Linked DNA regions of Homo sapiens: region 1 is linked to region 2. A link is a loop called in an ENCODE intact Hi-C map of the cell type or tissue named here. Cell type or tissue: PC-3. All regions are shown on one strand. Each heading gives the region's core, and the rest is flanking DNA. Links, peaks and the distances in the headings are about the cores only.

Evidence for each region. Peaks named below come from ENCODE experiments on the same cell type or tissue, not always from the same donor. Only the 100,000 strongest peaks of a DNase experiment are listed, where the experiment ranks them.
Region 1: a loop joins it to region 2, with 4 times the contacts of the local background. A loop is called at or near these places in 8 of 110 quality-filtered maps.

Annotation. Positions count from the first base shown.
Region 1 is chr12:99,898,000-99,914,958 of GRCh38, reverse strand. All of the region lies in intron 1 of ANKS1B (ankyrin repeat and sterile alpha motif domain containing 1B), which reads left to right. Among named protein-coding and RNA genes, the nearest start is that of ANKS1B, 78 kb to the left of the region's middle. In PC-3, for the core only: no CTCF peak of the experiment used is centred there; a DNase peak (open chromatin) is centred at 3,658; H3K4me3 peaks cover 526 bases; H3K27ac peaks cover 1,504 bases.
Region 2 is chr12:99,802,599-99,819,606 of GRCh38, reverse strand. ANKS1B (ankyrin repeat and sterile alpha motif domain containing 1B) reads left to right here. Exons shown (of 27, transcript NM_001352186.2): 3 at 7,296-7,452; 4 at 12,907-13,203. Among named protein-coding and RNA genes, the nearest start is that of GARIN6, 160 kb to the right of the region's middle. In PC-3, for the core only: CTCF peaks have their summits at 8,126 and 8,748 (motif pointing left); a DNase peak (open chromatin) is centred at 8,236; H3K27me3 peaks cover 3,528 bases.

The sequences.
Region 1 (16,959 bases), core at 1-8,000, 100 kb before region 2:
CCACTGCGCCTTACAGTTGGAGCTTTTATCAGTAGGACCTGACCCTAGTTACTGGTCTAGAGGCAATGAAAGATGAAGGGCAGATCTGGAGGAAGGCACCCCCGTCAGGTATGTCCTTTGCCAGGTCTCCATGCAATTAGAGGTGGCTTACCTTTATGAAAGGGATGAGGGTGGATTCTGCCGGCCCAGAGGTTTCAGCAGATTTGAGTGTTTAGTGGTCTCATGTACACCCCCCTAAATATCACCCTCCCATGCATCACCACCCTCCCCCTTTCCCTATCAGAGCCCTGATGGGAGACCTGCTGGGGCTGTGCATTTAGTTGTCTTTGTAGCTAAGCTCCTTCATCAAATCTTAGGCCTGATTTCAGTATAGTATGTTAGCTGAGTGCCAGAGATAAGGTTCATTTTAAATACTGACATGGAGTTTTTCTGACTTTTACAGCATGCCCTGAATTGATAGATGGCTTACCCAAGCCTGCCATTCTCATTCTTCAAAGCTTCTCGAGTAGTTAACACATACTCCAAAATCTTTGTTTTGATTACCACATGTCTTTCAAGTATTAGAGCTATTATATAAGCTTGTACTTCCTCCTTCCTGTAACACATTACAGTCCACCTCAGTTAAAAATTTTGGGCATTATACTGCTGTAGCCTGTTAGGGGTTATCACCACTCACTTATCACTAGAAATTGGATCCTTGCTGCCCTCTGACCAGCAAGTAATGCAATTCCAGAATCTCATTCTGAAGGTCTGCTTTCTAGTGCTATTTCTATTACCAACAGTCTTATTAGGGTTTTCCCCAAAAGCAGACCCTGGTGTAAGGACTTAGGCATGGGTAGTGTATGTGCAAGGTGGTTCCAGGAAGAATAAAGAGAAAATGGAGAAAGAACTGTGGGTCCTTTAGGTGGGAAGCTGTCAGCATCAGCATGACTATCCACAGCAGTGGAAGAGAACTCACAGACAAGTCAGGGGGATATGGTGTGGGCATTAACAGGGTCTCCTACAAGGTCTAACAGGGTTTGTTATAAAGGTTACAGTTGTAAAGCAAGAGCAGAGAAACTAATAAATTTGCCTATTGTTTGTATTGGTGGTTAATCATAAATTTTTTTTTACTTGTTTGAGTTTTTTTTTTAACAGTATGAAATCTATCCACCTTTAATTAGTGAGTTCTCCTAATCCATTTGAAATGTGATTTGATTTTTGAAATTTTCCAAACTTTTCCAACTCCCCCAAATATATATATTTTCTTAATTGCGTTACTCCCATAAGCCCTAACTTATGATTGAACTATAAAAATAAGATGATGACTGGCCTTTATTTAGCCTGGATAACCCAAGTTCAGCATTTAGGTCCTGCAGTGCAGTTATTTTGAAGCTAATCTCTTTAATCCATTTACTACACCATTATTTGCAACCTATTTTACTTCTTGTTAGCGTGATGAAAGAAAATTAAATTTTTTTTCTTTATTTCAAAAGAAACTATATTATTTATAGCTTTCTTAGGCCTCAGGAAAATCCTTACATGAGGTGCAAATGGTAATTATCACTCTTTCTCAGAGGAAATGTCTGTTCACTAGTGAAATGCTGATGTAAATTTTCAATACAAAATTTGATGTTTCCTTTTTTAAAAAATTATGCTGTTTCTACTTCTGTTTGCTGTCATCATTATTTTATCATTGGCTAGATCGAGGAAATGAAATTAATTTTTCAAAGGAATCTTTCAAGGCAAAGTTTATAAGGCAGAATATCAATTAGTAATTTCATGGTGGAAGCTTTTTTGTTTTGGAGGGCAAGGCAAGCTAGGGAAGGAATGTGAGAGTAAGTATGGTAGAAGCAAAATGGTTATAGAGAGTTATATGAAAATAAGGGTCACAGAATAAACACTTCAGTTGGATAAAATATGTAGCTCGTGAATAATAGCTGGCAAATTTGTGGAACAATTCATAAAGTAGTCATTTGGTATCACGAAGAGGATGATAAATTGAACTGTGGAAGACAGGAAAGGTTAATCACAAACAAACCATGCCTAACTAATTTAATTTCTTTTCAATACCAGGCAAGCTCAATGAGTAAACAAAACTAATAAGCTCAGTATATATAGAATGTTTAGTACTCTACTTCTATGGACACATTCAGTATAGTGCCATATGACATTTCATGAATAGAGTACAGAGACATTAGGTATAGATATAATAGATTATATATATAAATAATGTATTCAAATAGAAATAATAGTCTGGAAAATTTGAATATACAGATAGCCTTAACACTCAAAGTAAAATTTGTCAGTGTTAAAAAAATTAACTGGGGCCAGGTGCAGTGGCTCACGCCTGTAATCCCAGTACTTTGGGAGGCTGAAACGGGCAGATTGCTTAAGGCCGGGAGTTCCAGACCAGCCTGGCCAACACGGTGAAACCCTGTCTCTACTAAAAATATAAAAATTAGCCAGGCGTGGTGGTGTGTGCCTGTAATCCCAGCTACTTGGGAGGCTGAGGCATGAGAATCACTTGAACCCGGGAGGCAGAGGTTGCAGTGAGTGGAGATTATGCCACTGCACTCCAGCCTGGGCAACAGAGTGAGACTCTGTCTCAAAAAAAAAAAAAAATTGATTGGGAAACCATTAGGTAGTGCTTTGGGTTCCTATGTAAGCAAACTGAAACCAAACTCACTGTAAACAGTAAACACACTGTAAAACAGTGAAATGAAACTTAAGTTTAACAAATCAGAAAGCACCAGTGAATCTCTATCTAGAGTCTTTACCAGACACTGCCAATTACCTCTAAGTAGGGACTCTCCACTTTAATAAATCAAACATTTTCTCTGTCCTGCTTCCACAGACACCTTATAAAAGTTTTCCCTTGCACGCCTTTGGTGGAGCCCAAATCACTTGCAGTCTGGTGCTGCCTAATTCATGAATCACTGAATGCTCAAATAAACTCTTTAAAATTTTAATGTGCCTAGGTTTATCTTTTAATATCAGTGAAAGTGGTACTTAAATCTGTATTATTTATTGCCATTTATATATCTAAATGTATTTTCCAAGTTTGTCATATTAAGATATTATTGTTAATATTTTTAGGTGTCATGATGGTATCATGATTATACTTTTAAGAAGGGAACCCTTATCTTTTACACATGGATACTGAAATATTTACAGAAATGTTATGATGCCATGGATTTTCTTCAAAGTGGGAGGGTATATAGATGGAACAAATTTGACCATGAGTTGACGATTTTTAAAGGTGTATGATGAGTACGTTGGGTTTTTTAATACTATTCTGTCTACTTTTGAATATGTTTAAAAGTTTTTATAGTAAAAAGTTAATAAATCATTATGTGTTATATTGCTAATGGGTGATATCGAACTTTATAAGTAAATGTTAATTATGCTTTCAGTTTCCAGTTATACTTAATATTTTTACAACCTAATAATAGTCGTAAACTCATAGGGCAGAAAATAAAGAAAGCATTTCTTCTGGCAAGTTTATTTTGGACTGAAGACTCAGATTTTTAAGTAAGTTTTTCTTGGACAAATGGACTTTTAAGCTGATAGGACCTTGAAAAATTTCTATTCCAATTTCCATGTTTGTAGATGAGAGGATTGGAATTTGGCTGGCCTGGTTAGTTTGTATCATGACTCAGACTGCGGTCTGGGTTTCAGCTTTTGGTTCTGGGATTTTTCCTACTCTGTTAGATGCCTGTCTGCAAAAGTAATGTAAGATTCTTTTAGCTCACTGAGACTCAATTGCCCTTACAGAGGGATAGCTCAAGTGGCAGCAGAGTGCAGTGACCGGAGTTTAAATCATTGCTCTGCCAACTACTAGCTGTAAAACCGAGAATGATTTATTTCACCACCCTAAATCTCAGTTTTCTCATAAATTGAGAAAAACTGTAGTTCTTGTTGTGAGGATTATAAAAAATAATATGTTAAAATGGTTAGTAACAGACTCTATTATTTGGTGACTTTGTAAGGTTTTAATAAGATTACGTATTTTTAGCACAATAGCTGGCACATAGTATGAACTAAATGAGTACTTGATATTATTATTGCTGTCATTATTGTTATTATTACCATTCTCATACAATCAAGGAAGTAAGAAATTTTGAATTTTAAAATTTCAGTGGATAAACTGCAGGCTGATAATTCAGAACTCTCTGTAAATGAGTATGTATATATATGCATATATTATGGGTGTGTACACATAGACTGTTGCGTTAGATACATGTTTTTAAACAGCTTTATTGAGATATAATTCTCATAATGTTCACCTATTTAAAGTTTTTAATTGGATGGTTTTTAATATATTAACAGAGTTGTGAAACCACTACCACAGTCTAATTTTAGAATATGTTCATCGCTCTAAAAAGAAGCCACTGTACTTATTAGCAGTCACTTCCCATTCCTCCCATCTCCCCAGTGTAGACAATTACTAATCTACTTTCTGTTTCAATAGATTTGCCTATTCTGTACAATTCATATAAGTGGAATCATACAATGTGTGGCCTATATGACTGTCTTCTTTCACTTAGCATGTTTTCAGAATTCACCCATGTTATTGCATGTATCTGTACTTTATTCCTCTTTTTTTTTTTTTTTTTTTTTTTGAGATGGAGTCTTGCCCTGTAGCCCAGGCTGGAATGCAGTGGTGCGATCTCGGCTCACTGCGACCTCCGCCTCCCTGGTTCAAGCAGTTCTCCTGCCTCAGCTTCCCAAGTAGCTGGGATTACAGGCACGGGGCACCATGCCCAGCTAATTTTTGTATTTTTAGTAGAGAAGGGGTTTCCCCATGTTGGCCAGGCTGTTCTTGAACTCCTGACCTCAGCCTCCCAAAGTGCTGGGATTACAGGCGTGAGCCACCACGTCTGGCCCTTTATTCCTTTTTAATGGCAAATAATATTCTATTATATGGATCTTTTTACAGCTTGCAGAATACTTCATAGTTTCCTAGAATGCTGTGTTTGGAATGGAATATGAACAAATTCAGCTCTATTCTAGGTGGACAGAGGAATTCTACACTTTTCTAAGTGATTATAGTTGTAGTTGTAGTCTAAATCATCTTCCAGGAGAAATAGTCACTATATACATGTACCTAACATTACCCAAATGTGATCTAGAATGAGAAGCATAGAGAGAAGAGGGAAGAAAAAGAAAGGGAACTATGACATGGGAAGAAAGGAAAAGAAGAGGCAAAGGTAATATTTTACAGAAATAGAAAATATTTGTATGGAAACATAAAAGACCCCAAATAGGCAAAGCAATCTTGAGAAAGAAAAACAAAGTTTGAGGCATCACACTTCCTGATTTCAAACTATATTACAAAGTTATAATATGGAAAAATAGTATGGTACTGGCATAAAAACAGACACATAGACAGATGGAATAAAATAGAGAGTTCAGAAATAAACCAAAAAGAGATGTGTTGGTGAGACTGTGGAGGAAAGGAAACTTTTGTATGTAAATTAGTGCAGCCACTATGGAAAACTGAGTGGAGGTTCCTCAAAAAATTAAAAATAAGACTACAATATAACTCAGCAATCAGTCCCTCTTGTGGGTATGTATCCAACGGAAATGAAGTCAGCACCTTGTCAAGATATCTGAGCTCCCATGTTTATTGCAGCAGTATCTACCATGGTCCAGAATGGAAACAACCTAGGCATTTGTTGATGGATGAATGGATAGAGAAATGGTGGTACACACACACACACACACACACACACACACACACACACACACACACACACGATGGAATATTGTCCAGCCTTAAAAAAGGAGATCTTGCTATTTGAGAGAACATGGATAAACCTGGAGGACAGTATCCTGAGTGAAAAAGCCAGGCACAGAAAGAAAAACACTGCATGATCTCACTTATGTGCAGAATCTAAAAAAAAAGTTGAATATATAGACACAGAGTAGAATGGTGGTTACTAGGGCCTGGGGTGGGGAGGGAGGGACAGGAATGGGGAGATGTATGTCAAAAGGTACAAAGTTGTAATTATGTAGCATGAATGTCTAGAGATCCAATGTACAGCATGTCTAGAGATCCAATGTACAGAATGATATCACATCGTATACTAGAAATTTGCTAAGAGAGTAGATTATCACCAAAGGGGGAAAAAAGGTATCTGAGATGACAGATATGTTAATTTGTTTGACTGTGATAATGATTTCACTATGTATATGTATAACAAAACATCATGTTGTATACCTTAAGTATTTACGATAAAAAAGGTAATATTTCAGCAGAGACCGAAGTTGTATATTAGGGAAACTAGGAGATTCCTGCAGTGGATGAGAGATTGACATTGGCTTCTTAATAACTTAAAGAATTGGAAAAAATGTATTGAATCACATCTTAATTAATTTTTCTTTCTTTTCTTTTGGAGAGGGTTTCTTTCTGTCGCTCAGGCTGGAGTGCAGTGGCGTGATCATGGTTCACTTCAGCCTTGACTTCCCCGGGCTTGGGTGATTCTCTCACCTCAGACTCTCAAGTAGCTGGGACAATGGGTGCACATCACCACGCCTGGCTAATTTTTATATTTTTTTGTAGAGATGGGTTTTACTATGTTGCCCTGGCTGGTCTCCAACTTTTGAGCTCAAGCGATCTGCCAGCCTCAGCCTCCCAAATTGCTGGGATTACAGGTATGAGCCACCATGCCTGGCCTCTTAATTTGATAATGATTGCTATGCTCTTTTGATCATTAGCAATGATTTTTGTCCTTATATTAGTAGATATTGAATAAACAAAAATAGAACTCTCAGGAATTTAGTAACTGTATATTATGTAATTTTCACTTGCATTGCCTCACAAATATATTCCTTTAAAAAATGATTTGAGGAGTTCATTGGTGCTATTATTCTGATTTCAACTCTTAGGGTTATAATTCTATGTCTATTTGCTATGTTCCCACTTAGGATGCTAGATGATCAGTACTAGCAGGTTCTTCTTAATTTGAGCTTCAAAGGAACCATAGCTTTTAACCACACCACTACATTTGCTCTTAGTCCTTTCTAAAATTCTGTGATTTGTTATCATGTTGCTTTACTTGTTCCTCTTTTGGGTTAGTTTTAAGGTGAACATCCTATTAACAAGGTTTGTATCAGAACAGTCAGGTTTTTACAGTTTTTTTTTTTTTTTTTTTTTTTTTTAAGAATTTCTCTGGAGAGGAGAAAACAAATTATTTCCAGGCAGCATTAAAAGCAAAAAGGAATGCTTTACCTGCCACCTTGTTAAAATTACAGTCTGATTTTAAAAGAAGAGTATGAAAACAAAACAGAGAAACAGCAAAGAACACCATTTTAACTGCTATCACTTTTCATTCACCTTTTGCTGGGAAGTAGCACAGTGTCCATCCCTGCTGACGGTTATGAAGATATATCAAGTTCTATTTACAGAGAAAATATAACCCTTTTCCATGAAGCAGCAGGAACAGCAAATGACAAAATATAGAGAACTGGAATGATTCAATATTGCTCCCCTTATTAACTGTTGAAAACTCCACCATAGGGTTGCTATCACTGGTCTGATCATGCATTTAGATGTTTTTCAAGTCATGCTTTTGACATTAGCAGTCAGTGAGAACATGCCTGGCATATTTAGAGAACAGTAAGTACTTCTGATTGCTACAGCACAGGCGGCATGGGGCTGTGGAAGAGGGGCGCACGCTGGGGAGTGGGGAGCAGCAGACAGCCTCAGGAAAATTTTATGCCTGGGGGAAATTAAACACAGAACTGATGGTGCTTAAAAAACTATCAGTGACTTCCCCTGACAGTGCTGGTTATTTAGTGTAGCATGGAAGGCCCACCATGAGTCCCAACCTTACAAGCCTTTTGTTAGAGCCATCATGAGTATTTTCTGTTCCCTAAACTTGCCTTGCATTTTCTTGCTTTAATGCCTGTTCTTGTCCTGTGTCCTTGCCTGGATACTTGACTGTATCCTTCAGTTTGTGTGTAAGCTCTGCCTTCAGGCAATGTTAGTTCTCTACTCTGTGCTCCATGGGACCTTATGTGTATCTTTGTTATAATATGGCACATTCTCTTGTGGTTATTTGTTTACACATCTTTTTTTCTTTTCTAGACTTTACTTTTCTGAAGGGCAGAGGCTATGTTTTATTTATTGTTATATTCCCATACTCCCGGCACTACAATAAATATTTGTTGAATGGAAGGCAGAGATAGAATAAAGAAGCATATGAAGGAGAAAATACAAAAATATAATTTTTAAAAGCAGTTGTGCCAAATTATTTCACTGAGTTTTACTTTGAATCCAGTACTGTTTAATGATAGGATGAAATATAATTATACGGATATTATTAATCAACCATGAGACTAGAGAGTGGTGAAAATGTGTGTCAACTTGTCCCAGAGGCAGCTTAAAGGAGAAGAAGATGAGATGAATATGGCCCACTTCCTTGAATCCATTGGCCTAAACAAATCAGTCAATCAACCAAATTCCGTTCAGCGGAGAATGAGTTATATTAGGTGTGAAGTAAATGATCATCATTTGTGATTCTAACCAGCCCTCCTCTGAAAAATATCATAAGCATAGACTTCTCATTGTGCATTACGTCTTTGGGAAGACTTTGTTTGGACAAAGTCACAAAGAGAGTAATATGGTATTAGAGTGAATTTTGGGTAACAGAGACTTAATGATGAAGAGAATGTAGCGATACAGATCACTACATTATTCACGTGAGGTCTTTTCCTCTTCATTGCCAGTCCTGCTTCTTGCCTCATTGCTGGCTGTCTAGGTTGACATGTCTTTTAGGGTCAATACCAGACTTTGTTCCAGGCTGCAAACATACAGATGCCTGGTCTACTCCTAAGAATTTCTGAGTGTGGCCAGAACACCCATAATTTGTAACATACCCCATAATCGATTCTGTTGAACAGTAGTGTTTGAAACCGCTGGTTTAGATCTTTCATGTTTAACATATCCCTGAAACCAAATAACTCTATATGACCTCTTCAAGATTCAGCTATTCTTGGATTCATCTAACCTCTGTTAGAGTGGTTACCTAGACGGTACTTGTTATGGGCTGAATTATGTCTTCTTAAATTCATATGTTGCTCTCCTAACCCCATCTACCTTATAATGTGACTGTATTTGGAGACAGGGTCTTTAAAGAGGTAATTAAGTTAAAATGGGGTTATTAGGGTGGGCTCTAATCCAATATGACTGGTATCTCTATAAGAAGAGGAGATTAGGACATTGACAAACACAGAGGGAAAACCCTGTGAAGACTCAGGAAGAAAGCAGCTATCTGCATGCCAGATTGAGAGGCCTCAGCAAGAACTAACCACTCGAATGCTTTGATCTCAGACTTCTGGCCTTTAGAATTGTGAGAAAACAAATTTCTGTTGTTTAAGCCTCCCAGCCTGTAATACTTGGTTATGGCCCCAGCAACTGATACAACTTTGTTGAGTACCTTCTGTGTGCAAAACACATTACAGCACTTTATTGAACCTCCTAGAATGTGTGTGTGGAAGAGAAGAAGGAGGTGAGGAACCAAGAGCCATTTATGAATGCTTTGGTATGTCTTTCCCTGTGCCCACAGACCTAGAATTCCTTTTCTCTAATTCTCACTCAGGAGGAATCAGTTGGCATTCTTAATGCTTGATTTTTAATTGACCAAACTTCCACTCCCTTCCATGGTCTCTGGATGTGAGTGAAGTCAATTAAATCAAAATTATCTAACTACAGGTGGACATTTGGGTACAACATGGCACTTAATATGGCCACAGGGCACTTTCTTTTTAATGTAACTGTAGTCAGAGTAATCCAACAATTAACTCCCTTTACCCTCAATTCAGACTAGCAGAGAGCTAATTAAAATTAGAACAGAAAGAAGGAGAGATAGGCCATTACCTAAACTTAGTACTCTTATTATCTCCCACTACTTCTCTGGACTATTTTAGATATCATATTGGAAATAGCATCATATTAAAAGTCCACTTTAAGTTTTTCTTTTAGTTCAACAAATATTTATTGAATATTTGAAGTATATCCATTAAGGGGTTAGGAATTAAGTATACAAAGGTGAATATAGTATGCGCTTCAGTAAATACAACAGAGGAAATACTTGTAACAATAGAAAAGGTAAATAAGGGGCAGAAGTTGCTATTTAGATTTAGTAAGTGATCCAACTCGGTAGTTTTGAATCTGGGTGATTATCAAAATTACTAGGACAACATTTAAAAAAATGGAGTCCCAGATTCCACCTCAGATCAACTCAATCAGAGTTATCACTTGTAGTACCTTTGATTCTTGTTTGCAGATGCTCCATTATGGTTTCTTGTGCTAATCAAGGCTGGAATACAGAGGTCTAATGAGTCTTAACTGTAGTGCATATGTGAAGTGGGAGTTGGCACTCAAGTAGGGAAATAGGTGATAGTCCTTATGCTAATAAGAATTGGTGAATCAATTTTCAGAATATAATGTACTGTGTGTGATTTCTAAAAAAATGATTAGGCTGGGCACAGTGGCTCATGTCTGTAATCCCAGCAGTGTGGGAGGCTGAGGCAGGCGGATCACCTGAGGTCAGGCATTTGAGACCAGCATGGCCAACATGGTGAAACCCCTCTTCTACTAAAAATACAAAAATTACTGAGGCATGGTGGCACATGCCTGTAATCCCAGCTACTTGGGAGGCTGAGGCAGGAGATTATCTTGAATCCAGGAGGTGGAGGTTGCAGTGAGCTGAGATCATGCCATTGCACTCCAGCCTGGGTGACAGAGCAAGAATCCATCTAAAAAAAAAAAAAAAGAATTATTAGGGTTTCAGATGTAAATGGAATAAGTGAAATAATGTTTTTAGGTAAATTAAGGACTCTCGGGATAAGAGACACAAATCCAACTTAAATTAATGAAATCCTACAAGGGCATGCATTGGCTTATGGCCTGCAAAGGGCCTGGGTAGAGCCCAGGTAGTGTTGGTAGTGCTATCCAACACAGTAGCCACTAGTCATATATCGCTCTTGATCACTTGAAATATGGCTAGTCTGAGTTCAAATTTACCATACACACTGGGTTTTGAACACTTGGCAACTTTTTATTTTTTTTTATTTTTAATTTTTCTATAAGTTATTGTGGTACAGGTGGTATTAGGTTATATGAGTAAGCTCTTTAGTGTGATCTGTGAGGTTTTGGTGCACCCATCGCCCGAGCAGTATACACTGCACCACATTCATAGTCTTTTATCCCTCTCCCCCCCTCCCATTTTTCCTCCGGAGTCCCCAAAGTCCATTGTATCATTCTTATTTGGCAACTTTGTATATTGAGTGCATATTACCATGATACTATTTTGGATACATTGGTTTAAATACAATGTATTATTAAAATTAACTTTACCTGTCTATTTTTAGTGTTTCATATGTGGCTTGTATTATGCTTCTATTGGACAGCACTACCCTAGAATTACTAGAAATAAGCACTCTCTGCCTCTAGTACTCTGTCTCTCATCTGTGCTTCTCTCTGGGTATCAGCCTTATTCCCTCCAATTACAGAGGGCATTTCTCCTAGAAGTAGGAACTTTACCATCAGCATCCCTGGACTCTTACAGGGTCCCTACTGAAGAGGAAGGGGAACTTCCCTTTCAGCTTCTAGTTTGAAAATCATAGGGAAGAACTTAAGTTGGTGTGGCTTGAGTGATGGACCAATCACCACAGCTAAGAGAGTGTGATTCTTGTTGGTTTCATCTAGACCAGTTAGTTGTCCAATGCCCTAGCTGGGTCATGGGATAAGATAAAGTCATCAGTCATTACCAAAACCACATGGGTAGACCAAGGAAGGAACTTTCCTCTTTTTCTCAAAACATGAATAATAGCTAACATTTATTGAATGTTTACTCTGCATTAGGCATTGTGCTTTTTACATAGATTATTTCATTTAATATGTATCACAGGGCTGGGCATGGTGGCTCATGTCCCAGCATTTTGGGAGGCCGAGGAGGGTGGATCACTTGAGGTCAAGAGTTTGAGACCAGCCTGGCTAACATGGCGAACCCTGTCTCTAAAAACAACAACAGCAACAACAACAACAACAATTAGCCGGGCGTGGTGGTGCATGCCTGTAGTCCCAGCTGCTTGGGAGGCTGAGACAGGAGAATTGCTTTAACCCAGGAGGTGGAGGTTGCAATGAGCCGAGATGGTGCCGCTGCATTCCAGCCTGGATGACAGAGTGAGACTCTGTCTCAAAAAAAAAAAAAAAAGTGTATAACAGCTATTTTGAGGATCTGATAGGCATCTCAAATGTAATAATTCTTGAACCCTGACTTTTGCCTAATCTTTGTAGTCTCAATCAATAGATCACCATATACACAGCTGCTCAACCCAAGTAACCTAGAAATCATCCCTGATTCCTTCCTTCTTTCCCTCTTCCATCCATCCTCTTAACTATATTGAATAGATGACTCTTCTTTTCCATATCCATCCTTTCCATAGTAGCTGGAATAACATTTTAAAAACACAAAGCTTTAAATAAAGCACTTCAATGGATTTCCGTTGCTCGCTCCTAGAATGAAATCTCAATTTCTTCCCATACCTGCAAGGCTCAGCACAGTCTGGCTTCTGTTTAGCTTTCTGATGTCGTCTTGTGTTATTTTACCCCCTTCTCACTTGCCATGCTTCAGTTATCTAGATGTCCTTTTGTGCCAAGCTCTTTTCTTCCTCTGGCTTTCCCTCTTCCTGGAATGATCTTCCAGTTCTCTTTGAGTGGTTGGCTTATTCTTTCTTTTTATATTTCAGCTAAAATGTCACCTCCTCAGAGAGGCTTTATACTGAAAGCCTCTTTATCCTGAAATTCTGCACATTCTATGTAAGTGGATCTAGAATCACTCTTTTACTATCTTCTCCCATTATTTATTTCTTTTATGGCGCTTATAATCTGCACCTCTCTTGTTGGTTTATTGTTGTTTACTGCCATATCTGAGCTCCATGAGGATATTGACCTTTTCTATCTTATTCACTATTCTTATCTCAGCACTTGCACAAGCATGGATCATAATAAGTGTTCAATAAATATTTGTTGAATATGTGAATGAATCTTTGTTTTACAGATGAGGAAATGGAGGCTTAGAGCAGTTAAATAAATGGATCAAGTCACATGGGTAGGAAGTGGTGGGAACAGGTTTCAAACCCAGGCAGCTTGATCACATAGCCATTAGTTGCCATTCCATAAGAAGGGAATGTTGTGTTAGGCAGACAAAACAATAAATGTCACTGTAATATGAAGCATAATGTAGTAGAAAGCACTGATGTTGGCATCAGCAGTCTTATGTTCATTTTTGGCTTTGTTGAGTGGAGTAAGGAGACCTCATCCAGTCTACATGGACTGAGAATGGGGGAGGGGTGTTATCTAAATGAGGTTTTGGAGTTGTACCAGAAGACCCAGAATAATCCTGGAGAGGGTTGGGGGGCACATAACAAATGTCCACTATAGGATTCCAGTGTGTTCCCACAGTGTGCAGAGAGCCTACACATGCCTTTGCTACAGAGGCTGCCTCTTCTGTCTCTATCTTTTGCAAATTGCTAGAAATTTTGAAATGTAATATTTTCTAGGGCATATTAAATTTGAAACGAAATTGTGGGGACAGCTGGCGTTGAGATAATTGCTAAATGTGAAGTCTGGCAGCACAGGCTGACAGTTGTGAGAATATGATAATATTTTCTACTTAATAGATGTGAAATCATGGGTGAACTGTGTTGTGATTCTTTTCTTCCTTCTTGGTATAAATGAGTCTTCATTCATTCATTCCAAAACTGTGTCTAGTTTATATAGTAATTGTTCTTTAGCTATGCTATAAACTAGGGTTAAAAGTTATAGCATTTGGTTTTCTTGGTATATTTCTAAGAAGATATATCTATTTTTTTAACTCGTGATTTTTATCTAGAAAAATTTAGTGATTTTGTGTGTTAGCTGTTTATCAGCTTATCAGCTCAAAGACAATTTGCTTTTCTAGAGGATAATTATACTTGTTGAGGGGACAGCCTCATTCTTCAGAAACAAAAAGTATAGTTACAGAGAAAAAATTATATAATGGCAAAATGCTGGTCTGAAATTTAGAAATTCAGCATTTCTTTCTGATGAAATGTGATTTGCTCATGCATTGCATACGTTCATTTGTCAAACATTAACTGAACATTCTTTTATATAAGAAATAAAGATCAAGTAGAGTAGCAAGTATATAGGACTCACGAGTCAGAAGACCAAGGTTCTAATCCTGGCTCTGCCTCTTGGTGACTGTGATTTTGGCTGAGACAAGTATCCATTATGAATCATAGTTCTTCCTTAACTTTAATGTGGGGATAATGTAATCTTCCCTGCTTGCTTCTCAGGATTAGGGTAAGAATTGAAAGAGTTCTGGAAATTATAGCTCTTTGAATAAATGCTAAATATTTTTGTCACTATTGTGTGCAAGGAGCTACTTCACATAGTTTTTTTTTTTTTTTTTTTTTTTGAGATGGAGTCTCACTCTGTCGCCCAGGCTGGAGTGCAGTGGCACTATCTTGGCTCACTGCAACCTCCGCCTCCCGGGTTCAAGTGATTCTCCTGCCTCAGCCTCCTGAGTAGCTGGGACTACAGGCACCTGCAACCATACCTGGCTAATTTTTGTATTTTTAGTAGAGACAGGGTTTTGCCATGGTAGCCAGGCTGTTCTCGAACACCTGACCTTGTGATCCACCTGCCTCGGCCTCCCAAAGTGCTGGGATTACAGGCGTGAGCCACAGCACATGGCCATATAGAAGATTTTTAGATCACTGTTATGCCAGGAGTGGTGGCTCATGCCTATTATCCCAGCACTTTGGGAGGCCAAGGCAGGTGGATCACCTGAGGTCAGGAGTTTGAGACCAGCCTGGTCAACATGGTGCAACCCCATCTCTACTAAAAGTACAAAAATTAGCCGGGCATGATGGCAGGTGCCTGTAGTCCCAGCTACTTGGGAGGCTGAGGCAGGAGAATCGCTTGAACCCGGGAAGCGGAGGTTGCAGTGAGCCGAGATCGTGCCACTGCACTCCAGCCTGGGCGACAAAGCGAGATTCCATCTAAAAGAAAAAAAAAAAATCACAATTCTTTTTACAGTACTTTGGTTTGCCAATCCATATCCTGGAAACATTTTAAGACTGTTACGACATGAAAAGTGCTTTAAAATTCCCTGAGGGTAGATTATAAATAACAAGGGCATTATTATTTTTAACTTAGTGTATATTGTTATTTATTTCCTACAGTGGAAATTCTAAGAGAAGCTAGTTTAGCTGCTTTGTATTGTCTACAAATAATCCTGATTTTAGGACAGGGCAATCTTCTGCAAGAATATAACAGTGAGATGACTTTTTTTCCTCTTGAAATAAACTATGTGCATCTGACTTATAAAAACTAAAATTGATTAAATGTCATATTGATAAAATGAATACTATTGCTAATTACTTAATAATATATATTAGTATATTTTTACAGCTAGAGATGGATCTATATTCTGTAACATTAAACTTGTAGGGGTAACAGATAATATATTAGAAAATAAATGCAATACGTATTAGATTTCTATTTCAACACATACCTCACTAAATTTAGGAGACAGGCTATGAGGGAAACAATATTAAACTAGGATCAGAGTCAGAAGAATCGAGTTGTAATTTTAACTACAGGAAGTGTAGTTTAGTGTTTTAACTTGACAGATTTTTGAGTCCATCTGCTTTTTGAATCTCAGTTCTGCCACTTATTTGCTGTGTGACTTTGGGCAAGTTTTTTGATCTTTTAAATTCTTAGTTGCTTCAGCTTAAAATTAAGATAAATATAGTACTTCCCTCCTAGGGCTGCTGTAAGGATTAAATGAGACAAGGCACACAAAGAATTTAGTGGGTTATTAACGTAATCACTGCCACCATCACCATCATTATTATCATCACTGTTATTATCACCAATGCCACTAATTTGTAGTCTTGGCAAAGTTATTAATCTCTCTGACTTCATTAAGTTGTCTAACCTATAAAATGAGAGGACTAGACTCATTGATCTCCAGGTAGCTGTTATTCTTGTTAATATGAGATAGTGTTTTTGCGATTATGTAGTGAAAGCCTAAATAAATGTGAAATGTTGTTGTTGTTGTCGTCATCATCATCATCATCATCATCACCATCTTGTTACAGTCTTTCAGGCTCTGAAATGTTATGAAAAATGAAAAACCACCTCTGATATTAATCCTTGGCTCTCCTGCCTTCTTATATCAAAGTCGGGGCTAAAGCGGAGAGCAGTTTGGCAACCTCCCCCCTCCAATCTTTGCTTTCTTCATCGTTGTTCCATATTTACCCATTATATGTAGCAAATTACAGAAAACAGATAGGGTCATGGAAGCCAGGGCCAAAATAGGAAGAAGAGGAGGATGCCTAGGGCTGAGCTTGGCTTACCCAGGGCTTTTTTTCTTTTAAACCAAAGACACAGGATCAGGGCTGGACACTCACAGAAGTTAGATAAGAGACAGACTTGCCTATAAATTCATCTATTATAAAGCTTCCTTCTTTCTTGCTGTTCCTTGGGGAAGGTTTTTTCTTTTTGGAGGACAGAAAGTCCTGTTTGGAGGACATCAGCATTAGAGAGTGTCAGAGAAGGTTATCATTGCCTGGGGAAAGACCAAGCTGAATTTCTGTTTAGATAGAAATTGATTTGAAGTACAGGGAAATAAAGATGTGCCTTTTGAGTAATATTGAGGGCTTTGTGGTGAGATCATGTATATAAAATTAAGAAGTACATAGAAATGTTTAATTCTAGATTTTAAAAATCGGGGTAGTCATATTTACTAGTTGTCCAAACTACAGAAAATACTATTTGAAATTTTCAGTTAATAATAATAACAACAATAATAGCAAATATTTGTTTAGCCTTATGGGCCAGATACTGTGCTAAGAGCTTTATATGTGTTGCTATTTAATATGCACATGTACACTGAAAAAATTATGCCTTCCATC
Region 2 (17,008 bases), core at 5,688-13,687:
TATTGTATTTCTGAAATATGTATATTGTTTTATATACACATAAGATATTTTCTATTCTTCTACCTTTTAAAGTATTTAATGCATGCTAGATCTCATTATCTGTAATCCAGATTGCGTATCAAATTGGATCTAGAATCCATATAATAAGCTATCTGTATGATTTGATCTTTCTTAGGTTTTCTAATAAAAGAGGCATACCTCCTCTAAAAATTGTATAATCTGGTCTCTGAAGTTGCTCTTTGAATAACTAGAAACATCTTTAGTCATCTTGCTTTTTTTCCTGGATAAGGATACAGACTACTTAAAATTTGCCTTTATTCACTCTGTAATCTAGAAATCTATGAGAGTGAATTCAACATGTAAAGAAACTTCAGTTAGAAAATGGGACGTATTGTCCTGAAATCTTTTGACCATCTTGAACACATCTGCAACTTTATTCCCATTAAAGAGAAGTAAAAGTGTCAAGAAAATCTGAAATCAAAAGGACCTTATTAAATTTGAGAGTTTCATTAGATGTTAATTCTGCATCCATATGAAGATGATTTGCATTTATTTTGAAATTCTTTGGACTCAATCAACAAGCAAGAGAGGATGGTATGAAATAAACATCTTTGGTTGTGATTTAATTACAGGGAATCTTGCTGTTGAGGCAAAGAAATTTGAAGGTTGACTCTTCCCAATTTATTTAATTTTGCTCAGAGCATATGCTGAACTTACCGAAATACATTTTTTATTAATCAGATGTGTATTTATATCTTTCAGAAAATGGATGTGAATTAAATATAGCAGCAAAAGTCAATACTTCTAGAATTCCTGTTTTTAACTGAACTTACATGTATTAGCTTAAAGCTGCAAAATATTGCAGCTATTTACATTGGATATTATTAAATTTAATTTGATGTTTTACTTTGTTTTTGGGAAATGGAAAGTATTTTTCCATTTCTATTTCCATTTTCCAAAATATTTTTTCTATTTTCTTGTCAACCACATTTGCTTTAGGATTTTAGAGTATTTGTTATTTGTCAAATGCTGGATATCAGAAAATGCTACTTTACATTTAAGACATAGGGATTATTTTGCTGCTTGCTATTTTACAGATATTGATTAGCAATGTAACTTAATATTTCTTTTTTCACAGTCCCAATGAATTTTTTAACATTAATTTTTCAATAAGTTATTGTGGTCCAGGTGATATTTGGTTACATTAGTAAATGTACTTGAACACGCATGTTTATAGCAGCAGAATTCACAGCTGCAAAATCGTGGAACCAACCCAAATGCTCATCAATCAATGACTGAATATTTCATGCCAGTTGACCAAGCACAGGCGATGTGTTCCTTTGTGGATACCTTAAAGTAAGCTATAAGGCTCAACCTAAATAATATTTAAAGAAATACTGTGTAGAAGCTTTTAAGCTTGATGTAATCCCATTTGTCTATTTTTGCATTTGTTGCCTATGTTTTTGAGGTCTTACCCAAATATTATTTGTCCAGACCAATGTCCTGAGGTGTTTTCCCCTACTAGTTTCATAGTTTTAGGTCTTAGATGTAAATATTTAATCCATTTTCACTGAATTTTTGTATTTGTTGAGACACAGAGGTCTAGTTTCATTCTGCTGAATATGGTTATCCAGTTTTCCCAGCTTCAACAACTGACAGAATGGGAAAAAAATATTTGCAGACTATCTATCTAGCAACAGATTAATAGCCAGAACATATAAGGAACTAAAAAACCCAATAGCAAAAAACCAAATAATTTCATTAAAAATGGGCAAACGATTATAGACATTTCTCGAAAGAAGACTTACAAATGACCAACAGGCATATGAAAAAATGCTTAACCTCACTAATCATCAGGGAAATGCAAATCAAAATCACAGTATCATCTCACCTCAGTTAAAACGATTTTTACTGAAAAGACAAATATAATAGCTACTGGCAAGGATGCAGAGGAAGGGGAATGCAGGTACACCATTGATGGGAATGTAAATTAGTACAATGACAATGGACGACAAGTATGGAGGTTCCTTAAAAAACTAAAAATAGAATTACTATATGATTTCACAATGCCCCTGCTGGGTACATATCCAAAAAAAAAAAGGAAATCAGGGTATCAAAGTGATATCTGCATTCCCCAGTTTATTGCAGCACTATTCCCAATAGCTAAGATATGGGATCAACCTACTTATTAACAAGTGAACAGATAAAGTAAATGTGGCACATATACACAATAGAATATTATTCAACCATAAAAAAGAATGAAATCCTGTCACTTGCAGCAACATGGATGGACATGAGATCATTTTGTAAAGTGAAATGAGCCAGGCACAGGAAGACAGACATCACATGCTCTCACTCATATGTGGGAGCTAAAAAAAAGGGGATCTCATGGAAGTAGAAAGTTAATTGGTATTTATAGGAGGCTTTGAAGGAAAGGGGGGGGGGAGAAGAGATTTGATTAAAATACAAAAATACAGTTAGAAGGAATAAGATCTAGTGTTTGATAGTACAGTAGACTGACTAAAGTTACCAATATTGTATAGTTCAAAATAGCTAGAAGAGAGGAATTGTGATGTTCCCAACACAAAAAAAAGATAAACCTTTGAGGTAATGGATACCCCAATTATCCTGATTTAGTCATTACACATTGTATGCATATATAAAAATATTACATGCATCCCCAAAATATATACAACTATTATGTATCAATAAAAATACTAAGTTGGTACTACACTATATTAACTGCTCTTCTAATTTAGATATTATATATGAAATTTAAATTGTTCTAATGAGCCTGGATGAAAATGGCCTATTTAGTTCATATTACTTTGGATATATATGGATATATCATAAGAATGATTAATCATAATTTGCTGATTAACACTTTATTCTACTTATAACTTAGTAAAACTGACAGATACTTATTTGATCAGGGATACAACTTTATATTTCACAAATATGTTTTAACACTAGAAATCTGAGCTCAACCAATTCATTAGCTGGTATCTTTGAATAAGATGTAAAGCTCGATTTAAACAAAAATTTGAAAATAAATTTTAATTTTAATTTTAATTTTAAAATAAGCACATTTAAACAAAAACGAAAATAAATAAATGGGACCTAATTAAACCAAAAAGCTTCTGCACAGCAAAAGAAATAATCAGCAGAGTAAACAGACAACCCACAGAGTGGGAGAAAATATTTGCAAATTAGGGCTAGTATCCAGAATCTACAAAGAACTTAAACAAATAAGCAAGAAAAAAAACAAATAATCCCATCAAAAAGTAGGCAAAGGGGATGAATAGACATTTCTCAAAAGAAGATATGCAGACAGCCAACAAACATGTGAAACAGTGCTCAACGTCACTAATCATCAGGGAAATAAAAATTAAAACCACAATGAGCTACCACTTTACTCCTGCAAGAATGGCCATAATTAAAAAGTAAAAAAAGAAAACAATAGAAGTTGGTGGGAATGTGGTGAAAAGGGAACACTTTTACGCTGCTGGTGGGACTGTAACTTAGCACAACTGCTATAGAAAACAGTATGGAGATTCCTTAAAGAACTAAAAGCAGATCTATCATTAGATCCGTCAGTCCCACTACTGGGTATCTACCCGAAGGAAAAGAAGTCATTATATGAAAAAGACACATGCACACATGTGTATAGTAGCACAATTTGCATTTGCAAGGATATGGAACCAACCTAAGTGCCAATGAGTGGATAAATAAAATGTGGTATATATATACACCATGGAATACTACTCAGCCATAAAAAGAAGGAAATAATGTCTTTTGTGGCAACTTGGATGGAACTGGAAGCCGTTATTCTAAGTGAAGTGACTAGGGAATGGAAAACCAAATACCATGCGTTCTCACTTCTAAGTGGGAGCTAAGCTATGTGGATGCCAAAACATACAGAGTGATATAATGGACTGTGGGGACTGGTGGAGGGAGGTTTGGAGGGGAGTGAAGGATAAAACACAACACGCTGGAAACATTGTGCACTACTTGGATGATGAGTGCACTAAAATCTCAGAATTTACCACTAAAGTGTTACCCATCCATGGAACCAAAAACCACCTGTGTCCCAAAAACTATTGAAATAAAATTAAAAAAGAAAAAAATAAGCACATTTAACAAAATATTTATTTATTAAAATAAATACATTTTTCAAAACTTAAAAATAATGTGTAAATAATGTGTAGTTAGGATCTTAGTGTTTTCCAAAGGCAATTTTACAAACTTACAGATTATTCTTTTCTGATTTAGATATTAGATGGTGGTAATACTAGAAAATACAAATGATTAGTAAGTCAGTTTTCAAAATAGACGTTTTTTCACTTGTCATAAATCTTCCTGATAAATGAAGAATGAATGTATATCACTTACATTATTAGAAAATGTCAGTAAAATTTGAGCCAAAGAACAAATGAAATTCTAAGTGATTGGAGCAAGAGTAAAAGGAAATAGAATTGATGATCCCATCAATCTTTTTTTCGTCTTTACCCCTTGAAAGGAAATGCTTTATAGGAGAAGTTGTTTCAGAATATATTTTTTATTTCCTTAGGTATTAAGAAATGAAATTTTTCTCTTCTCACAGTTGTCTTTGACAGTAACTTGGAGAAGTCTATTTTGTAGTAGGCTAAATTCTACATTTTAGATCCAGGTATTTAATTTGACTAACTTCTTTTGCTATTATTTTGCCTTTTAAATGCTGAAATATTTTATTTAAAAAGCAATCACTGGAATTGTTTAACATTGCAACAATCTGCCTTGAGAACAACTTTTGATTGTATATATAATTTTACAATTACATCTGTTTCTCATTTGATTCACACCATAACTGTTTGAAACTAGCACCAAGATGTAATCTCTAAATTCTATTTTCACAATATCTGAAAGAGAGACAGAGGTTACTTAATTTCCTCAAGGTAACCAGGTTTGTAAATAGTAGAGAGTTGGGACTTCAGATCTTTCCTTATCTGCTTTTGTTATTCATAGGTATTGAATTCTCATTACCTCACTGAAGTTATGTATTTATTTATGTCAGAATGGAAGACCCTATATAACAACCCTTGCTTGGCAGGGAAATGGGGAGAAGCGTGTGAACTGGATAACCTTTAAGTTTCCTTCTGATTTTCTGATTCTGTTTTTCGAAGGTGACTTTCTATAAGCATTTCATTTCACTTCTAAAGTATTTTATTTTTACTTGGGACAAGTGCTATTATTGGTATAGTGCTTTACTATTTATTGAGTGAATTCTTTTTTATGATCTTATTTAATGCTATTACCAGTTTTGAGTAGACATTATCATTATAGTATCTCCTGAAGAAAAAGAAAATGAGACTAAGTACAGTCATGTGTTTCTTAATGACAGGGATACATTCTGAGAAATGTCTAATTACGTGATTTCATCATTGTGTGAACATCATAGAGTGCACTTACACAAATCTAAGTGATATAGCCTGTCACACACCTAGGCTACATGGTATGACCCGTTGCTCCCGAGTTACATGCCTGCACAGTATGTTACTGTACTGAATACTGTAGGCAATTTTAACACAATAGATACAGAAAGTATTTATGTATCTAAACATATCAAAACATAGAAAAGGTACAGTAAAAATGAGGTATGATAATCTTTTTGAACAACCATTATATATGCGGATGGTCTGTTGTTGATCGAATTATCATTATGTGGTGTGTGATTATCATTTCTCCGGAATCACAGCCTCAGGTAGTTTGCATAGCTGGGACACAAATCCAAGTCTTCTAAATTCAGATTTCGTAAAATAATGCTGGTTTTTCAAAGAGAAATGTTAAAATTTAATTCTTAATTTCTCAGAAATTATATCATTAGACAATTTAGGACTCCTTGGATTCTAAATATTTCTACAACATATTCTTGTTTTTTTAAAATCATGATTTCTTACATTTAGCAATTAAGTCAAATGTTGTGACTTTAGGACACATTCTGGACAGTATGTTTTACCATTTACCATAATTTTGTATCATATCATATCTGTTTTTCTTGTGAGCTATCAAAATTCTAATCTTCCTTCTATTAAAATTTCCTCCAAATGTTTTCATTTGTTACTTGCATCTAGAGTCTGATTTTATGAAATGTTTAAATGTAAATCTGTTATGTTCACCCTCCCCATTAGTGATTTGTTGTATGTAAGAAACAACTTTATTATATATTGTAATTATATATATATTTTTATTTATGTGTGTCTGACTAGCATTTCATTTAGTGAGTTAATAGAATTTGCTTCTTAAATGCATCCAAATGAAAATACAGTTTTGTTTAGAATTACTGCTTTTGATTGTTGACATATATTTTGATATAATTTATGCTAATAATTATTAATTAATTCTTTCTAAGGTTGAGTAATGCAGGTCAGGATTTTTACTTTGAAAACCTGGTGGGGATTAAGTTCAAAATTTTTGAGGTAGGATATATTGAATATGTGTTGAAATTGCATTAATGGTGGAACTTGTCTTTTAAATGAGTTTCCCTTTTGAAATAATTTTTTATGCTTGGAGAAGAAAGGTGAAGGAATACAGAAGTAGGAACAAGGAATACTCAAAGTGTGTTGTGTGCCATCACTGAGAAGTTATTAAAATTTTTTTATTATTATTTTTTAACCCTGGGCTAGTACTACAGTTAGCTTGTCAAGGGTCCCTTACATACTGCACTTTCTTTCTCTTTTACATACCCCTTAAATCTCTTATTCCAATTATCTGTAGGAATGATGTGTAAATTTTATAAATGCCTCCTTGGTATTATGATAACTTTTTGTGTGTGTGTAAACAAGGAATATACTTGTAACTTCAACTTTTCCTTCAAACTAAATCTCAGATATGGGCTATCTGGAAAGAGCTCTTTTTTTAAAAAAAAAAATGGGAGTTGGTATCCTCTTCATTTTACTTAGCTCATCTAATTAATGAAATAAGTTAAGTTTTGCTTATATGAATTCTATTAAGTAGTTTAATTGGTTAGTCAATGTGTGCTCTCGCTCTCTTTCTCTCTCTCTCTCTCTCTGTGTGTGTGTGTGTGTGTGTGTGTGTGTGTGTGTGTGTGTGTGTGTGGCATGGGGTGATGGTTTTCCAGGTAAGTAAAATAGCCAAATGTTGAGTAGGCAAAAACTTTGAAACCCAACTTTATATCTTAGTACCTTGAATGATTACTCTAAATTCCCACCCAGCATCTAGTATTCTTTTAAAATTACCTATTTAATACAGTTTGTCTTGCTCAGCCTATTTTGTTGTTGTTGTTTTTTCCTTTTTAGGGACATAGTTCTCAAACTACTTCAGTATGAGGCATCAACAAATGTAGCAGACAACAAAGGGTATTTTCCTATTCACCTGGCTGCCTGGAAAGGAGATGTGGAAATTGTGAAGATTCTTATTCATCATGGACCATCACATTCCAGGGTCAATGAACAGGTGCACTTGCCAAATGTTTGCTCATGATGTAATTTTTCTAGTTTTACAAGGCAAAGCCATATTGAAAATGTGATTTTTTTATCTTTACCTTGCCCAAAGGCCTTTCCATTGCTGAATTTCCTAAAAGGAGAAATTTGAAAAATTCTTTGGTGTTTGGATATGATATGCAGGGACTAAGTTGGGCATTTGTAAAGATACTTTGTTAATGGGAAAATCCTACATAAAGGAAGTAGCTGAAATATTTTTGCCTGTCTTATATAATCAGCCATTTTATAGCCATTGAATATTTAAAGATAGAACAGAATTCATATGTGTAATGAGAATTACAATGTTTCTTAATACAATTTTGAATGCTAAAACAATGATATGCCTATCATTTGCATAATGCTTTACCATTTACTTAGCACTTTCATGGTTAAGTACTCTTGTGAATCAAAATGTGAAATATAGCATATACAGTTGCTTGTCACATATTAAGTTAAAATTTTTTGATATATATATATACAAACACAAACACATATGCCCAGAATAAGTTGAATAAAACACAGCAGCAGTATGATTCTGACAGTTAATGTATTTGTAAGTACACAATATCTATATTACACATAATGGACATATTTTAAAAAGAAAACCAGTGTCAGTATTCTAAACAGATAGGACCACAGATTCTAGAAAGTAAAATATGGTCCCCTAATACAGTATGATAACAAACATGTTGATCTCTGCATGCCCCCTACTGTTCCCATTTTGTAAAACTATATTTGAAAACCAGCAGACAGTCCAACAATTGAATTACAATCACGGCATTAAGCTGCAGGTTGGCAGTTGTCCAATATCAATGCAAGTAGGTTACTTTAGGGCAAGCATATCTAATAAAGCACAATTAGCATATTGTTCAAATGGATGCAGACTTTGCCGGACTTTGAAATTCAGACTGAAGGATAAAAAGTAACAATTGCTGTAAATAGCAAAGGGAAGAAAAATACATATTTTTTCAATGAAAATATATATGCAGTTGTTGAAAGGACTAATCAGGAAAACATTTTATTAATTGGAAAAGTATCTTATTAATATTTATCACAATAAAAATTTCCATGTTTACAGGTTACAAAAATGCAGAAATTTTAATAAGAATGCACCCAGTCTTTAAAACATGACAGATATGGCTATCTTTATCATCATATCATGCTAAAAGGAAATTTATGACAATGCTCTTCTCTTCCACAGAAAACCAACAGTTAGATCATTTATGAGATGAGCCATCTGGTGGTTATTCTTAAAATTGTCTGAATACTGCAAAGCAAACCTGAAATAATAAAATGGAAAAACAATCCAAGGTTAAACAAGAGGATGTTAGTTTTTACAAACAAGATGTTTTTAAATGACATGAAAATAAGAAATAACATATAGTATTCACTTACATTTGAAAGTGAAAAGTTGCTATATGTTTTAAAGAGAAATACTTGTTTTTGGTAATGTTGAATAGATCAATTAAATTACAAAAAGTGTCTTTTTAAGGAGACCATATTCAAAGTCCTTTGTTCACCTCTGTTGCTTTGTGTTGCGGTTTCTATTGGCAAGAAGTTGCAACTTTCTTACGATTTTTAATACCATAATTTTAGTATTTTTTCATTGTTATATGTATACTCTTTTGATGCTGATCATAGTTTTCCCATTCTATGCCATTTCTCCTAAATTTTTTGATGTAGGATTTTTATTTTTATAGATAACTTTTAATTTTAGCTTTCTTTTTTCCTTCTGAATAGGACAGAATCTTCTTGTTAATTATAAACTTTTATGTATTTAAACAATAAAGGAAATAAAAATGGTAATTAGCATTTATTGAGACATAAGGTAAAGCGGGCACTGTTCTAAACACTTTCACCTCAAAAATACGATTTAATGAATTCTCACAATAATCCTCTGAATTGATAATATCACTCGCATTTTATAGTTGAGAAATCATGCTCTGTAAAACTAAACAACTTGTCGAAGGCCACGTGTTACTGAGTGACTGAAACTGAGACTGAGACTCAGGACTTTGACTCCAGAGCCTTTTACACAACAGCGCATTGGTATTGTCATCCTAAATCCTATCACTTAATGGATTGTTTACTGTGTGCCAGGCATTGTGCAAAATACTTCATCCCCGTTATCTTACTAAGCCCTAGATTACTGTTGCTACTATATATATGGAGTTACAGCCTTAGAGAGATAGAGTAGATTGACCGTAACATCACAGCTACTAAGAAATGCAGCCAGTGTTTGAACGCAGGTTTTTCTGATCCAAAGCCTAAGCTCTCAACCAGTAATACATTTATGTTATGTTAAAATTATGCATTATAGTCAGGGCTTCATTCTGATTTCTGAAAGTTATCTTTGGTTTCTAATACAGCTTTCTTTAAAAATAATTCTATTCTACATTTTAATATTTAAAGTTTACAATGCATTTTAAAAATATGTTATCTCTTTTGGTTTATAAACTATATTATAAGGTTTATAGGGAAAATAATATTCTCATTATACAGATAAGATAGGTTTGGAGAGATGAAGTAATTTACATGGTAACACTTCAACCTAGGTCTTGTTCACCATTCTAAACAAAGTGGACTCTACCCGGATTATGGTTTTTATAATTGCCACATCCTTCTCTTTTATCATCTGATTATTTCCTTTTTGCAATTTAAATTTCCTTTAAATTGAAAATTTTCAATTTCTTTAAATTTCATTAATCCTTTCTTCCCTTTACCTTCTCTTCCTCTTTTTTTTTTTCTTTATTTTAACATTAGGGCAAAACCCAGAGGGGCCTTATCTGAAAAACACATTGCCTTTGCCATTCACCGAAACTCGAATCCAACTCTTGTTAGATGTTTTACTCTGAACCAAGAGTTTTTGGTAAATGGCTTTTGTTAGCCAGTTTTGTTCTATCATCCATTATCTGGAAGGGTCCTAATGTTTCAGAGAATACCCATTTGGTAAAAAAGAAGGAATTAAAAAACTTTTAAGAATATTCTGCATAGCCATACTAGGAATTATTAATCAGTGCCTCATCACAGCCTATTTATTTCAAATTAGATTATTTTAGATCACTTGTGAGCATACACAAATACACAATCATGCTCTCGTAAAAGTACCACCGTTGTGGCGTCCACTGAGGTGACGATCCAAGTATGTGATGATCATGGATAAAATCTGTGAACTTTTTATCCTGAGTAGGTCTTGAATGATTGATATATTTTCCCTTGAGATCTGAACAGTGCTAATTGGTGTTACTAGAAAATTTTTCGATTTTGCTCTTGTAATTTCCTAGGCTCAGGGCTCTGGACCAGTAGAGAGGCCTTTGAGGAATCATTATTTCATAACTGGCCTTTCTCTTTTCTCAAAGAGATACTGTATTTTGAAAACTGAGATTGAATCCCTTTCAGACCAGGGGGAAATTTGGGTTGGTCAGGAGGTATATATCTGTATAATGTTTTCATGGTGTGAAGTAATAAGATTGGCTGTTTTATAAGCCTGATAAGAAAAACAGATAAGAAGACCAGGGAGTCTAAACCTGTATGTGATCATTGTTTATGAAGAAGTAGATTATAGTAATACTTTCAAACCAAGTAAAGAAGGACTCCTGACAAATGATGGAAGAAACAGTACCCTCAGCTGGATTCCCCATCTAACAGGTCTTAACTTTTCATTGATTGTCTTGAAAGAGTAGATTTTTCCCTGTGGGTTTGACCTTCAAATGCTCTCTCTTGATACTTATTTGCAAGGTAAAGTAGTAAGAAGCCTTTCCTAGTGCTGTTTTCCCCTTGTCACTCTACTCCTTTTTAAATTTTCAAATCTTCCCTCTAGACTCTCAACTTACTTGCATTCTTCTATCATCCAGGGCAAACTTGAGTTACTTTCTAGAACATTAAGATTTGTTTGGGTCTGAACACTTCTTATCCTTTTATTTTCATCAGAACAGCTATCTAAACAGCTACTCCCTATTCTCGGTTGGTATTTTTCTGAGCAAAACCTCTAGAAATTCTGCTTTCAGATCACTAATTCCCAGCTCTTCTTTGACAATATAGCAACACATGGCAGACAACATGGTATAGTGGAAAGAGCATGGGTTTTGGATTTGTCAGATCCAGCTTGCAAAATATCTTAATTCTACTTGGATGTGTAATTTAACCTTTTTGTATTTTAGTTTACTTGTCCATGAAGTAGACAATTTTAATATAAATTTTGGAGAATTGTTGTAAGAGTTAAATGAGACAATATATATAGTTTTTAGGCACTCAACAAGTAGTAGTAGTAATAGTTCCTATTTTGGAAGGTGGTATGTGTGATGGTTAAGAACACCCACTTTGGGTCTTGGCTACTTGTGTTCAAATCCCGGTCCTACCACTAAATGGCTGTATAACGGAAGGCCAGTTATTCAACTATTCAGTGCCTCAGTTTTCTCATCTGTAAAATGGAGATAATGATAATAGTATCTATCTCATAATGAGGATTAAATGAGTAAACATATATAAAATGCAACTATGTCTAGTACATAGTGTTAGCTATGATGATAACTCTGATGGTGGCAGCTGCTCTTTCTTTCCAGAACCCTCATTTACGGTTATTGCATTTTTGTTACTAAAATTTCTTGTTCATTTTTCTCCTGACCCTTCCACCTCCTGACATACCTATACACCATCTACCTATATTGCTCAAATAGTCTGAAGGGTCCCTCTGCCTTGCAACTGGGTTCAGTTTTCTGTATCTTAACATTTTTAAAAATCTTGATACATTTCTAGGAAAATCTCATTGATTTTCAACTGAACCCTTATAAGCTGCACATGTTGTACTGTGATACTCCTAGTAACTTGTCTGGGAACTGATCTAGGTCCATCCTCACAACCCATGATAACATTTCAAAAAGGTACTTTTATATCTTAAGGCCAAAATCTTTTCATTTTCTTTGCAAAGGAAGCAATGATTTGTACTTACATGGAAAATAAAATGAAACTTAATTTGGGAAACCTTTCTATAAACCTTTTGTTACCAAGAATTTACCTTCTTATCTGTCTTTTGGAAAGCCAGTCTATTAAAAGTCTGTTATAATTGTTTTGATCTCTCTTATTAATAAATGTCTAAAGATGTGATGCACCATGCAGATATCACTGTCCTTCTGGACCCAGGAGGGCCTCTGACAAACATGGCTAAATCATTTGTCATTTTTGGAAGTTGGCATATATGATTTAGGGAAATGTTGGATTGTTTTCGATTAAAGTGATATAAAAAATTTTTTTTTGATTCAATGAATCCTAGATACTTTTATCAAATATAAAATTCCATTAGGCATACTTGTTAAAATGGATAAATCTTAACTTACATTTCAAAGCATTGCAGGTTTTAAATTACTGTGTTAAGATTTTGATAACAAATTGAATTTCTGAAAATGTGCCTTTTTAAAAATCTTTGTCTTAGAACAATGAAAATGAAACTGCCCTACACTGTGCAGCTCAATATGGACACTCAGAAGTAGTTGCTGTTCTCCTAGAAGAGCTCACTGACCCGACAATTAGAAATAGCAAGCTGGAAACACCTTTGGACTTGGCGGCACTCTACGGACGGCTTAGAGTGGTAAAAATGATCATCAGTGCACATCCTAACTTAATGAGCTGCAACACTCGCAAGCACACGCCACTTCACCTTGCTGCGCGCAATGGCCACAAAGCAGTCGTGCAGGTGCTGCTGGAGGCAGGAATGGATGTGAGCTGTCAAGTGAGTGTGCTTTTAGCTATGCTTTAAAAGTGATGATGCTGTTGCTTGGCTTTGGGATTCAAATGTGAAAACCTGTATGTAGAAATCTTTTAATCAAATTGTTCACAAGTACTTTTGTAACTACTGAGTTCAAGGTACTATGCCACCTACTTTTGGGAAATATGAAGAGCTACAAGGCATAATCTCTAACCTCATTCTAATTTGAGGGCTATACACATGAGAAGTTAGTAGATGGCAGTTGTGTGTGGTATCATTAGTAATTGTTTCCTTTGTCCCAATATCTAGCACACAGCCTAACATACAGTAGGAATCCAGTCAGAGTTTAATGAATGAATGGAACAAAATTCACTTTAACATTGTTGAGTATGTACTTTGTGTTTAGCATGTTGACACATTTAGAATTCAATTCTCACAACTGTCCTTTGGGATTGAGAACTATTAAATTTCAGTTAAGAGATGAGGAATCAGATTCAAAGATTTAAGAAATTTGTCTAAGGACACATAGTTGATAAAACCGGGATGTGAATTTAGACTTACTGATTAAAGTCCAGGCCTCTTTCCACCGTAATGTACTGTTTATACATAACTAATGAAGGAATGATCACTATGCCTAAGGACACTCAGAAAAAAAAAAATGGAAAAGGTGTGATTTGAGGTGAGCTTTGTAGGAAGAATAGGATTTGGATAGGTTTTGTTTCTCCACAAGGAATGGTCAACCTACTTTAAAAAGTTTAATTTAATTTAGTATATTTTATTATTATTATTATTTTCAGACAGAGTCTTGCTCTGTTGCCCAGGCTAGAGTGCAGTGGTGGGTGGCGTGATCTCAGCTCACTGCAGCCTCCACCTCCTGGGCTCAAGTGATCCTCCTGCCTCAGCCTCTCCAGTAGCTGGTGGGACCGCAGGTACACACCACCATACCCAGCTAAGTTTTGTATTTTTTGTAGAGATGAGGTCTTGCTCTGTTGCTCAGGCTAGTCTTGAACTCCTGGGCTCAAGCAATCCTTCCACCTTGGCATCCCCAAGTTCTGGGATTATAGGTGTGGGCTACTGGGCCTGGCCACAGCCTACTTTTGATATCTTGTCTTAAGTTAGCCCCAACTCCAGGGTTAGTCTTTTTTTTTTTTTTTTTTTTTTTTTGCCTTTTCCTCCTTTCATGGTTATTTCTTGGCTTCCAAGTTAATGGCAGCATTCTTATCTTCCAGAGACTTTTTTGCTTTCTGTCATATTGTGACCTTCTCCCCTTATTAGTAAGCCATTGATGTGCAACAAACTATCCCAAAACTTAATAGCTTAACACAATAACTCTTTATTTAGCTCATAATTCTGTGATTGGCAATTTAGTCTAAGCTCAACTGATGGTTCTTCTGGTCTTGGCTGTGTTCTCTTGTGTGTGAAATCAACTGCAAATCAGTTATGTGTTTCTGTTTCAGAGGCTGGCTGGATGTTGTCTAGGGTGATAGGTGAGACTGCCACTTCTCTGTCATGATTCAGCAGGTCAGCCTGGGCTTACTCACATGGCATGCATGGTTCTGAGAGAGAGAACAGAATTGTACAAGGCTTCTTGAGGCCTAGGCTTGGAACTAGTACACCTTCACTTCTGCCATGTTTGCTTGGCTGAAGCAAGTCATAAAGGCAACCCATATTCAAGGAGTTGGAAAATAGAGTCTACCTCTGTATTAGAAGAGGGCGTGAATTGTAAAAGGGTGTGAATACCCAGAGGGACTAAATGTGGCAAATGTTGCAAATAATTACACACTCCAGGTGGAATGCGTGCTCACAGATGGGGTTATATTTCCTAGGAATTGTTCAGAGATTGAATCCTGTATTTCCAGAGTTTTCTTTATTGAATTTAGAAAAATCTCAGGCCTTCCAATCTCAGTTTTAAGGCTAGCACCCTGAACCAGAGCTTGCTTTAGAGCTTTGCCTGCATTATTTAGTAGTTTAGATATTTGTAATATCTTTTCTCAATTTCTTATTTATTCAACTTTGGCAGCCTCTCAAAAAAGCATAAGAATTTTTTCTAACAGTCATATTAAGGAAAAACAGTCTCTCTCCTCAAAGGGGTATTGAAAATAAGTAGGTATGCTTACTATTGTAGGTGACTCACAAAGTTATTTTCCTAAAAGTTGTTTAATGATAAACTAGATGTTTATTGTATAAATGTTGAATTTCTCTAATCTGGATGTACTGCTTTCACACTTCTGTAATATTTTTAAACTTGATTGCACAGACTGCAATATAACCAAGGACTTCCCCTCTGACTGAGGTCAGTAAGCTTCTTGGTATCCCTGACCAAGATCCTTTCATGTTTTGTACTAGATGACATGACCAGAAGGGAAAGAGTTTAAATTCAATTTTATAAATGTATATGATGTGTCCTTTTTTTCTGCAAAACACTGTATTTTGTGCTTTTGGAGAATAAAAAACCAAAACTATCTCTGCCCCACGCTTAGTGGAGGAGACAAAAAATTTGCAAGAATAACTCCCATCCATGACATATAATAAATGCTAAAACAAAGAGCTGTGGATCTACGGGTGAGGAAAATATGGATTTTAAGAGGGAGAACATGAGAAGTCATTGATGGAAGTGACATTTGAAGGGGACCTTTGAAAGTCCAACACGACTTTGAATTTTAGGTGGCCTTTAGCTTGCATATGTGCATTATTTGGCTAAAGAGTATTTTAAAATATTGAATTTGAGTGCTTTTAGATGGGGTAAATGCTTTCCAAGGCTCCGACCTCATTCTACCATTTTATATCATTGCCATTGTCATTCCTTTAGATTGTCTGCTTGGTCCTCACCACATTTAGATTTGTTCTTCACATATCAGAAGAAAGGCAGACAATATGCTTAGATCACTTTGAACACCTAATCAGAAGTATCGGGGTGATGTCTGAGTAAGGTGGACAACTTCTGTGTTGCTATAACCTCTTCTATTGACACTCATTCTAAGAATTCTAGGAAGTAGAACTGACAACATCTTTCTAAAATATATCTCAATGAAATGAATCTTCCATAATATATTTAGCCTTAGTTGATATTTTGCTTTTGTTATTGTTGCTTTGTTCATAGAAAATATGTTGGTTTTTTTTTTGGTCTCATTGCCTTTTTTTTTGGGGGGGGGTGAATATTTAATTTTATTACTCAAATTAATTGTTACCAAGTTTTTCCCATCAGACTCAGTGCAAAATTTTTGAATATCAAGTAGGTTTGTTGATATTCTCACTGGCTGAGAGTGAACAATGTAGCTAGTAGCCTCAAATTGTTTCAGTAGATTTAATATTCATTAAACTGCTCTAGCTAACCTGTTGGGAATTAGTATTAAAAGTAATCCCATTTGGTAAATTATAGTATTGTACTTTTAGACTTCAATTACATTCAAGTTATTATGAATAAATCTTTAAAACTTATAGATGGCTTTTGAGGATCTTGTCTTTTCCTAGTAGTTACATGTGATTTTATTTTATTTTACTTTTTTTTTTTTTTTAAAGGCAGGGTCTTATTCTGCCACCCAGGCTGGAGGGCAGTGGTGCAATCATGCTCACTTCGGCCTAGAACTCCCAAGCTCAAGTGATCCTCCTGCTTCAGCCTCCTGAGTAGGTGGGACTATAGGCATGTGCTGATGTGCTCGGCTAATTTTTTTAGTTTTTGTAGAGAAAAGGTCTCACTATGTTGCCCAGGTTGGTCTCGAACTCCTGGGCTCAAGTGATCCTCCTTTCTTGGCCTTCCAAAGTGCTGGGATTACAAATTTGAACCACTGCACCTGACCTACATATGTTTTTAAATGCAGCATTGATGTTA